Regions from separate parts of the Homo sapiens genome. Here region 1 is linked to region 2. Evidence: chromatin contacts called from ENCODE Hi-C data. All regions are on one chromosome and are shown on one strand. Each heading gives the region's core, a stretch centred on a gene start or an enhancer-like site at or near the end of the contact. The rest is flanking DNA. Distances are from core to core; before and after follow the strand shown. Region 1 overlaps P3H2 (prolyl 3-hydroxylase 2). Region 2 overlaps BCL6 (BCL6 transcription repressor).

Evidence for each region. A loop is a pair of places that touch in the nucleus more often than their neighbours do. Pooled maps may share reads with other maps.
Region 1: a map with no recorded cell type shows a loop between it and region 2 (5-fold over the local background). The contact joins two enhancer-like sites. A Hi-C loop is called at or near these places in 2 of 168 maps with a recorded cell type or tissue (CD8-positive, alpha-beta T cell and naive thymus-derived CD4-positive, alpha-beta T cell), 1 of 37 single-sample maps with no recorded cell type and 10 of 50 pooled maps.

The regions. Positions count from the first base shown.
Region 1 is chr3:189,957,770-189,963,390 of GRCh38, reverse strand. It overlaps P3H2 (prolyl 3-hydroxylase 2), which reads left to right. Exons shown (of 15, transcript NM_018192.4): 15 at 5,387-5,621. The coding sequence ends at 5,479. Among named protein-coding and RNA genes, the nearest start is that of MIR944, 130 kb to the right of the region's middle. Within about 2 kb of position 1,695, at least 4 of the 41 ENCODE cell types and tissues checked have a DNase peak (open chromatin) inside an H3K27ac peak, as active enhancers do.
Region 2 is chr3:187,726,369-187,731,604 of GRCh38, reverse strand. BCL6 (BCL6 transcription repressor) reads left to right here. Exons shown (of 10, transcript NM_001706.5): 5 at 1,584-2,555; 6 at 3,061-3,245; 7 at 4,707-4,874. The region is part of intron 2 of LOC100131635 (hCG1645011-like); the gene reads right to left. Among named protein-coding and RNA genes, the nearest start is that of BCL6-AS1, 15 kb to the left of the region's middle. Within about 2 kb of position 2,499, at least 3 of the 41 ENCODE cell types and tissues checked have a DNase peak (open chromatin) inside an H3K27ac peak, as active enhancers do.

The DNA.
Region 1 (5,621 bases), core at 446-2,945, 2.2 Mb before region 2:
CGGATTTGTTTTCTCGCAAATCATAAGAAATAGTATTGAATCATTTATGAAACGTATTTGAAAGAGGGCAAGGAAACCTAAAAGATTATTATTACTTATTACTGTTATTACATTAAGTATTTCAATATTATTATATGCAAACTAGCTGAGGACACTTAGCTAGGAGGAGACCATGATCTCATCGTTTTGGAAGCCCGTGGGCAGATGTCATAGTCTCCACCTGTGGAGCTGCAGCGGTATGAATTAAGACCAATGGGTAGAAGCCCTGGAGGGAAAATTTGGGCTCCACACAAGGAATAACTTTCAAATAGTCACCACAGTTTGGCAGAATTGTCTGCTTTGGAAGCACTGATTGGATGGCTCCAATCAAAGCCCAGGCAACTGCTTAGCATGGAACGCTGAAATGGAATCTAAAACATCGTAGCAGAGGCTTAACTGGATGACCTCCAAATCTTCTCCAGCCCTAAGTATTGATGAAGCTATGAAATTCTATTCTTAAAACTGGCATTCTATCCAGTTTTCCTTGTTAGGTTCCTAAGTTGAATCCAATTTCATCAGAAACTATTTAAAAATAATGCGTTTTTCTCATATACTTTTCACCATCAAATCTAACTTACAAAGTGTTTCCCCACATTCCCTAAGCCATTCTTTCACATATTTTACAAAAGACCTATTGTGACCTTTTATTGTACAGAAGAGCTATTATTATCTGCCTTGGAAACTCTGCTAGATAGGCCCTAGGGGTAGAAGGGTGAACAGAACAAGGTCCTGGACTATGAGGAGCTTGGACAGAACAGCTAGTAAATACGCTGTAAGAAGAGAACAGTATATGTTTTGTAGCAGGGAATCAAGGAAGACTTCTATAAGCTCAGACCTAGAAGCAAAGACGATAGCCAGGCATAGAAAAAATGGCCCTGGCTGGGCGTGGTGGCTCACGCCTATAATCCCTGCACTTTTGGAGGCCTAGGTGGGTGGATCACCTGAGGTCAGGAGTTGGAGACCAGCCTGGCCAACATGGTGAAACCCCATCTCTACTAAAAATACAAAAATTAGCCTGGCGTGGTGGCACGCACCTGTAATCCCAGCTGCTCGGGAGCCTGAGGCAGGGGAATCGCTTGAACCCAGGAGGTGGAGGCTGCAGTTGCAGTGAGCTGAGATCACTCCACCACACTGTAACCTGGGCGACAAGAGTGAGACTCTGTCTTAAAAAAAAAAAAAAAAAAAAAAAAGAAGAAGAAGAAAAAGAAAGAAAGGCCCTGACAAAAGGACCAGAGCACAGAGTCCTGAAAACCTCAAGGGAGCAGCAAACAATTGCCTTCCCCTATCATTACTTTATATCCTGGTATTTTCCATCTCCAAAATGTTAGCATTCCATCAAAGCATTTTTTTTTAAACTAAGGAACCTATGTCAATGGGTAGACAGTGAAGATAAAATTATTGAAATATTACCTCACTATTCTAGTATTCAATTCAGCAGACATTTAATCTATTTCATCATTCAGTATCCAAACTCCCTTTTCCAAGGTATTGTTCTCTCAAAATAAGCTAACACAAAGTAAGTTCTCTTTGCTCCTTTGTAATAGGAAACATCAACGCCAGCGTCCCTTCCTCTGATGGAAAAGTACTAGAAAACCTCTCCAGTCTTCAGGCCGTAGCGGCATCTAGTGGCCACAGTGGGAAATGACCAGAACTTTTTCCTCAGCTAAATTAGCCCAGGCTGTGAATCATTCTTTGCTACACGTGGAGATCATCTATTGATCGTTACAAACTACTAACATCTGTGTTTCAGGAGTTTTAAGAGCTCCCCAGGTGATTCTAACGTGCAGCAGCAGAGTTTGGGAGTTCCTGGCCTAGACGTCTTTTTGCAGATTGAATCTCAGAAAAAAAAAATGCCTACCTATGAACAAGTCATTAGAGCTGGCCGATTCTCATGCTTATTATGAATTACTTTAAAGGGTCTCAGTTCTCAAGGAGTATTTAGCAACATCCTTTTAAGGATGCAAGGATGTTCGAAGCTTCATATATATTGGTTCCAGCTCTTGAATTTCTTTCCCTTAATGAGAAACAAGATTACAATCATTTCTTGTGGTCAACAGATGTGAAAGCTTTGTATGTGTGTCGATTTGTTAAGTATCAGGATTGTTTTCCTTGGCCGGGCACGGTGGCTCAGTCCTGTAATCCTAGCACTTGGGGAGGCCGAGGCGGGCAGATCACCTGAGGTCAGGGGTTCGAAACCAGCCTGGCCAACATGGCGAAACCCCGTCTCTACTAAAATTACAAAAATTAGCCAGGCATGGTGGCATATGCCTGTAATCCCAGCTACTGGGGAGGCTGAGGCAGGAGAATCACTTGAATCCAGGAGGTGGAGGTTGCTGTAACCCGAGATCGCACCACTGCACTCCAACCTGGGCAACAGAGTGAGACTCTGTCTTGAAAAAAAAAAAAAAGATTGTTTTCCTTATATTTGTAAAGTAGTACTTGGGCTTTTTATTTAGATGTGGCAGCAACTTAATTTTCTGTTATTTAGTATATCTAGTCCTTTTAGTTGCCTTTTTGTAAACATTTTTTATTACAAGCTCTTGCATGAAAGGGGCTTTGTTTTCAATTCATAAAATAGTTATTTATTTAACTTACTGTGCGCAGGCACTGTGTTAAAGACCGCCTATGGGGAATGCACACTAGTAGGATATAATTCCTATTTTCAAGGAGCTTGAAGTCAAATTGGAGAAATAATACAAGGACCCAACTAATTAAACCACAAGGCAAGTTTTGGTAAGAATCCTTAGCAGCAAATGCGTGGTTTGAGGGATATCAAAAAGCAATCCAAAAAGGCTTCTTTGAGGAGATGGCATTTGAAAAAAAGCTTTAAAAGATCAATTTCTTTAGGGAGAGGCATTTTAGACAGAGAAAGGCTTCATCCATTTACACATTTACTCATCAAAGAAAATAGAACTCTTGCCACATGTCAGTGGCTTTTCTGAGCACTGAAAATACAGTAGTGACCAAGAAGATAAGATGCCCTGCTCTTCTGGAGCTTACATTCTAGTGGAAGGAAACAGATCCCAAAAAAGTAAAAAATAAATAAATAATCGAGAGATTTTTCACACGGTGACCAATGATGTGTGGAAAATGGAACAAGACAACTGATTCTGGAGTGAAAGGGTAGGAGCGGCAAATTGTGAGGCCTCGCCAAACAAGTGGCATGTGAGCTGAAACCTAATAAATTAGAAGTCCACTAGGATAAATGTCTGGAGGAGAGTATTCCAGGCAGAGGACAAGCTGCAAAGGCCCAGAGACAATAAGATGTTTGGAGTCACCAAGAAACAAAGAAAGCCAGAGCATCTGGAATATGGCAGACAAGAGGGAGAGTGGCTTCAGTAGAGGACGTGGAGGCGGCAGGAGTCGGATTCCACAGGCTGATTGGGAAATGCGAATTGTATTCTAACTAGTGGAAAGTCATGTAGTCCCCACACCCCAACACACACACACACACACACACACACACACACACACACACACACACACACACATATCTCCTCCAGTCCTGGAGAGTTACAGGATACAGAAGATTACTTTAGCTAACATGTGGTCTTGGACTGGAGTAGTAATAGAGAAGGTAAAAAGAGATGGAAGATTTGAGATACAATTTGGAGGTAGACCAGCTGCACCTGCTGATGGATTAATGTGAGGAATAAAAGAAAGCGTAGAATATAATGGGAGCATCCAGAGAAACACTTAATTCAGAATCGGATTAGGGAATTCTTTTGAAAGTGTTACATTCAGGGAGCTTGAGGTAAGTTAAGAAGTTGGAATATAAGGTGAGGAGAAGGGAGGCAAAATAAACCTAAAGAAGAGAGAAAGGTATGAATAAGAAGAGAGAACAAACACCACATATTCTCACTCATAGGTGGGAATTGAACAATGAGAACACATGGACACAGGAAGGGGAATATCACACTCTGGGGACTGTTGTGGGGTGGGGGGAGGGGGGAGGGATAGCATTGGGAGATATACCTAATGCTAGATGACGAGTTAGTGGGTGCAGCGCACCAGCATGGCACATGTATACATATGTAACTAACCTGCACATTGTGCACATGTACCCTAAAACTTAAAGTATAATAATAAAAAATAAATAAATAAATAAAAGAAAAAAAAAAGAAGAGACAGGTGTAAAGCAACTTCTTATAAGCACACCAAGAAAAGTAGACCTGAAACTTCAAGCAGTAGGGACCCATTGAAGAGCTGTGAGTAGGAAAGAGATATAATCAGATATAAGCCAGTAGGATTCATTAGAAGCATGTGAGGGTGAGTAGTGAAACAGCGAGAGCAATTTGGAGGCTGCGGCAGTAATTAAGAGATGATGAGGGCTTACAATGGTGGCTCTCAAGAGGGAGCGATTGGCCGGGTGCAGTGGCTCACTCCTGTAATCCCAGCACTTTGGGAGGGCGAGGCGGGTGGATCACCTGAGGTCGGGAGTTTGAGACCAAGCCTGGTCAACATGGTAAAAATATAAAAAATTAGCCGGGCATGGTGGTGAGCGCCTGTAAACCCAGGTACTTGGGAGGCTGAGGCAGGAGAATCGCTTGAACCCGGGAGGCAGAGGTTGCAGTGAGCCGAGATCGCGTCACTGGACTCCAGCCTGGGCAACAAGAGCAAAATTCCATCTCAAAAAAAAAAAAAAAAAAAAAGAGGGAGCAATGTTGCCCTCTAGTGGACATTTGGCAATATCTGGGGGTTGGTGGGGGAGGTTGTTACTGACACCTGTGGTAGGTAGAGAGGACGGGGTGTCGCTGAGCATCCTGCAGGGCACAGGGCAGCACCACCCTCCCACCCCCCAACAAATAATTATCTGGTCTAAAAATGTCAATCAGACCAAAATTGAGAAACCCTGACCTAAACTCCGGCAACAATAGTGCATTGAGGAGAAAGGGGCAGAGACAGCAGATAGAACAGAATAGGTGACTTATCAGATGCAGGAAACCATGGTCGGGCTTTTAAGGCAAATAGGTGAGCGATGTTGGTCTTTACCGAGAGAGAGCCTACGTGAAGAACAGAGCAGGTTCTTGGGGAGAAAATGGTGAATTCAGCTTGACCACTGAACTGAGTTGGAGATGGCTATGGGGCCATGAATTAGAAAGAGTAGGAAGCAGTTGAACATACAGTCGTTCTTTGCAGGAGAGAAAATCTTAGAAAGTAATTGCTTAGGACCCAGGAATGTTAGGAGAAGGCATCTGTCTGGGGATGAAGAGGAGGTGTTCAATGCTTAACTGGATATAGCATCAACCCATGTACAGATGGATGCCAGGAAGTGTTTGGGAAGCGTCTGCTGATGAGACTGATTATTATGCTTGTAACAGAAATGTGTAAATTGTCTTTTTTGCAGGAGCGAATACAGGCTGATGAAGTGATTGCAATTCTGGATCAAGAACAGCAAGGGAAGCATGAACTGAATATCAACCCTAAAGATGAGCTATAAAAATGAGAAAGAATGTTCTATCAAATATTTATTTAAATTGTTAATCTTATGAGAACCTTTTTATTTTTGTACAGAGCCATGGTATAAATTAACAGGTTAATGTCAGTCATCAGATCTTCCTTCTCTTCCTAAGGATGCTTGT
Region 2 (5,236 bases), core at 1,250-3,749:
CTGCAACCCACATTTCCACTCTTGTTGCACACTTCTGCTCTTCTTAACTCTTGTGCCCCAGGCAGACTTAACTCCTGTGGCTATACAGGTATGTCCTATGCATTACCGCATCTTGCTTTCTTCCATTCACTTAATATACCCTCTCCTCCCACCCATCCTGCAAGGCTAATCTTGGATGCCAGCTCTTCCATGGAAGTGTTTCTGATTAACACTTTTCCTCCCTCAGCTCTTCCTCTGTGTTGTGAAGCATTTTGCTGGTGCTTTAAACTTTCCTTCTATTTTAATATTTGCATATGTATTTTAGTTCTCCTTTAGACTTCTATTATAACTATTTACATATGTGCCTTAGTTCCCGACCAGACTGTGAGCTACTCAAGGTTATAGGGGCTATCTTACTCACCTTTTATGTCACGCTGCTCCTACTAGGCAGGACATTTATTGAATTGAATGGAGTTCACTGAGTTTAATCTCCTACCTGAGGGGTGATAAGACATGACCTTCATTTAAAGATGAGGAACTTGAGATCCAAAGAAGTGAAGAGCTTCACTAAGTGCAACAGAGACTCAGAGCTTAACTTCTTTAGAACCTTTTGATCCAGCCATGCTAGGGTGATTGCATCCTCGCTCAAACAGAAGGGTTTTCCAGGCTGTGTTTGAAAACCTCCAGGAGCCAGGAACTCAGTGTTCCCAGAACCACACAGCATACCTTGGACAGTTAGAAAGCTTCTCTTTTTGGCTTCTCTTTAACCTTCTTATGGGTTCTAGCTCCGTTAACTGTGATCATGGTGAGCTTGCCTATTTATTTCACCCACATGATGTTCCTTCAGGTATATACAGCTAGAGTTCTTTGTCTCCTGTGAGTGATGACGGTGGCAAGATCATCATTGCTGTCATTTACAAGTACTTTCAGTGGCTCAGGCCTTGTGCTTAGAATGGCTGAGTAACTGGCTCCATGTCACCAGCTGCTAAGTGGCACAGCTAGGTTTGCAAACCAGGTCTGGCTGCTCTAGACCAGGGATTCATACATTGGCATTTGCTGCCTGTTCTTTATGTAAACTTTCATCAGCATCTGGGACAAGTTCTTTCTTCAGTAGGCTACTCGTTTGTGTATGATCCTCCAAAAGTGTCATACCAACATTGTATAAATTCTTTTCCTGTTTCCCTATGTGTAAAATGGAGATAATAATAACCACCTTTCCTTCCTTTCAGGATTTTGCATGGGTGAAGTGAGATAAGGGCTTTGAAAGTTTTATGTGAGCTATAAAATTTCATAACATCAGAAGAGCTATAGATTCACACACATGCATAGATATGTGCCTTAAACATACAAGATTATGTCTAATCAGGCATAGATCATGCCGGAAACTCACTTCCCTTCTCTGGGACTCAGTCTTCCCAATTTCAGGCTGGATTTCCAGGCTTCTAGCATAAATGCGTTGTAATTGTGGTTCCCTGCTCCAGAGCCACGTCACCTATGTCTAGCTAATTCAAACACAGATGTGGTTATATAAGTGTCACTGGAAGGTCATCTATTTAACAGTTCTGATTTGGGGCCGGTGTCTTTCCTCTTTTTTTCTTTCACAGTGAAGCAGAGATGGTTTCTGCCATCAAGCCTCCTCGTGAAGAGTTCCTCAACAGCCGGATGCTGATGCCCCAAGACATCATGGCCTATCGGGGTCGTGAGGTGGTGGAGAACAACCTGCCACTGAGGAGCGCCCCTGGGTGTGAGAGCAGAGCCTTTGCCCCCAGCCTGTACAGTGGCCTGTCCACACCGCCAGCCTCTTATTCCATGTACAGCCACCTCCCTGTCAGCAGCCTCCTCTTCTCCGATGAGGAGTTTCGGGATGTCCGGATGCCTGTGGCCAACCCCTTCCCCAAGGAGCGGGCACTCCCATGTGATAGTGCCAGGCCAGTCCCTGGTGAGTACAGCCGGCCGACTTTGGAGGTGTCCCCCAATGTGTGCCACAGCAATATCTATTCACCCAAGGAAACAATCCCAGAAGAGGCACGAAGTGATATGCACTACAGTGTGGCTGAGGGCCTCAAACCTGCTGCCCCCTCAGCCCGAAATGCCCCCTACTTCCCTTGTGACAAGGCCAGCAAAGAAGAAGAGAGACCCTCCTCGGAAGATGAGATTGCCCTGCATTTCGAGCCCCCCAATGCACCCCTGAACCGGAAGGGTCTGGTTAGTCCACAGAGCCCCCAGAAATCTGACTGCCAGCCCAACTCGCCCACAGAGTCCTGCAGCAGTAAGAATGCCTGCATCCTCCAGGCTTCTGGCTCCCCTCCAGCCAAGAGCCCCACTGACCCCAAAGCCTGCAACTGGAAGAAATACAAGTTCATCGTGCTCAACAGCCTCAACCAGAATGCCAAACCAGAGGGGCCTGAGCAGGCTGAGCTGGGCCGCCTTTCCCCACGAGCCTACACGGCCCCACCTGCCTGCCAGCCACCCATGGAGCCTGAGAACCTTGACCTCCAGTCCCCAACCAAGCTGAGTGCCAGCGGGGAGGACTCCACCATCCCACAAGCCAGCCGGCTCAATAACATCGTTAACAGGTGATTTCAGAGACTGTCTGGGTCTGAGGTCAGGGGTTACCTGGGCAGGGTTCCATGTCGTTTCTTCTTTTCTTGCCTGAATTGCTGAGCCTATTAGAGGTGTGGAATCAGTGCCTATAGATTGAGTTAGTCTGAGTAAGGAAGTATTTTACACTTAAGTAGTGTATATTTTTTCATAGCAAGAGAGATAATTCCCTTCTGGGGCAGAATAGCATTCTGTAAATCCCACAGGCACTTCCTGTGGTCTTGATGTAGCAGGGGACCATCCTACTACCCTTGGACTGAGAGAGATTGTGGGCTGCGGGGAAGCTCTGGCTCAGTTTGACCCTGGTCAGTGATCTTTCTGCAGATACTGTTTGGAGATAAACTTGAGGACAACTCTGGGGTCTCAGAGCTTGAGTGGGCAGCCCAGCTCTGGCCTCTGGGCTTGCCTACACACAGGGAGGAGAGGGTGGTCTTGAGGCCCTGCCCCAGGTGCTGAGGCTGTTTTTACTCCTGTCCATAGGTCCATGACGGGCTCTCCCCGCAGCAGCAGCGAGAGCCACTCACCACTCTACATGCACCCCCCGAAGTGCACGTCCTGCGGCTCTCAGTCCCCACAGCATGCAGAGATGTGCCTCCACACCGCTGGCCCCACGTTCCCTGAGGAGATGGGAGAGACCCAGTCTGAGTACTCAGATTCTAGCTGTGGTGAGTCCTTTTCCCTCCCTCCTCTTGTCAGGGAGAAGGAAGGCCCCTCTGCTCCATAGGTTTTGTGCTCCATTTTACTTATGCTGTTGTCTCTGATTGGAGCAGTCCTCAATTGGAAGTCCACTGGCACTCCAAGTCACCAGCCGTTCATCCCACGCTTCGCTTCTTGGGGAACTGGGTTAACCAAAGCAAGGGATGGGGTTTTAGAGTTGATCTGGGGTAATCAAGACTTACCATACAGTCATTTTAGCTTCATGCCAGCAAAAGTAGCTTGTGGGGCTGGCTGTAACTCCCAGAGCTTTCTCCATTCCTCTATACCAAAATGACTAGGACTGACCTGTGTGCATGTTATTCTCTGCCAGGCTGTACATTCTGTAAGGAGAAGCATCTGACCTTATTCATTCTCACATCCCCCATAGGTAGTAGTAAGTCCCTAGCATGGGGTAGGAACTCAGTAATATTAGTCGAGTTAAAAGAGTTGAAGAGAATTATTAAATTGCAGTTTCTGGATAGTTGGTGGTTGGCATTCCCAGTTTTTACCAGACAAAAAAGTCTAAATCTTCGCCCAGCTCTGGCTACAGTAATAGAGCCCAGTAGTACCTAATCAGGGTAAAATCACCGTGACTTCTCATTTTCAAATTGTTACAACAAATGAAAAAATAAATCAGCTGCTTACACCAAGAGATTTGGCACAGGGTCATGGACCCATAGATGGGAGAGCGGGGACTGTCCCCTCCTGCACCCTGGCTAGTTTGCCTTTGCTCTGCACTCCAGTTCTTTTTCTCTGGGCCTCTGTTCCCACTTCCACCATCAGCTTCGGTCTCCCAGTCTCACAGGAGGATTTGGAGACATGAAATCCAAATAGGTGCAAGGGTGACCACAGAGTGTTCGTCATTGATTCCTCCTTCAGTGACCTCAAAGTAGAATTGAATTTGACCTATATCTTACATTCCTGGAATGCTTTGTGTTTTATTTTGTGTAATATAATATCCTCCTGTGAGGTAGGCAGGACAGGGATTTATTATCTGACTTTGAAGACAGAGATACAGAGAGAGGCTCAGAGGTAAAGGGTCTTGCCCTAGGGCTTCTGTGTATAAATGTAAATAAAACTGTAAACTTATTTTTAAAAATCAATTCTCAGAGCTCTTGGGGAAAGAAAATCTCTGTTGAGCTTTCCTCAAACTGGCGCAGGCCCTCTGAGCACCTGTTGGTTTGAGCTTCCCTTCTGTACCTTAATTCAGTCCATCTCCTTTCTCCCTTCTCTATGGCTAAGACTCTGAATGATAAGAAAAATAAAGTCCCCACAGATCCTTTGCTCCGAGCTCCCATGAATGTCGGGTGGGTGAGTGAGGGACTGAGAGTTCAGTTTGGCACAAGGGGTAGCTACAGAGGAGAGCGGCCTTAGAGCCCTACCTCCCTTCCTCGTGCTGACTTTGGTGTCCCCCTACCACCCTCCAACAGAGAACGGGGCCTTCTTCTGCAATGAGTGTGACTGCCGCTTCTCTGAGGAGGCCTCACTCAAGAGGCACACGCTGCAGACCCACAGTGACAAACCCTACAAGTGTGACCGCTGCCAGGCCTCCTTCCGCTACAAGGGCAACCTCGCCAGCCACAAGACCGTCCATACCGGTATGGCCCTGCCCCACACGACCCGAACTCTCCACAATTATTGGGGCAGGACAGGGAGAGGATCCTAGAGAAAGCTGTGTGGGGCCTGGAGACCTGGTGGGGCAAGGCAGGAGGCAGGCCCCATCCTGGCCTGAACGAGGGGTCTAACCCTGTCTTGTCTTTGCTTAGTGACTCGACTCATCTACTCCCTGTATCCTTTGTCTTTCCTCTGAGATGCTCTATCCTGCTTTTCTGCCTTTGCTGGGGTCAGAAGTGTTAATCCCACTGTACAGGTGAAGAGACTAAGTCTGGGAAAGACAAATAGATTCAATTTTTGTAAAGCCAGAAAAAAAAGCCTGTTGATTTGTTTCAATGACTTGTTC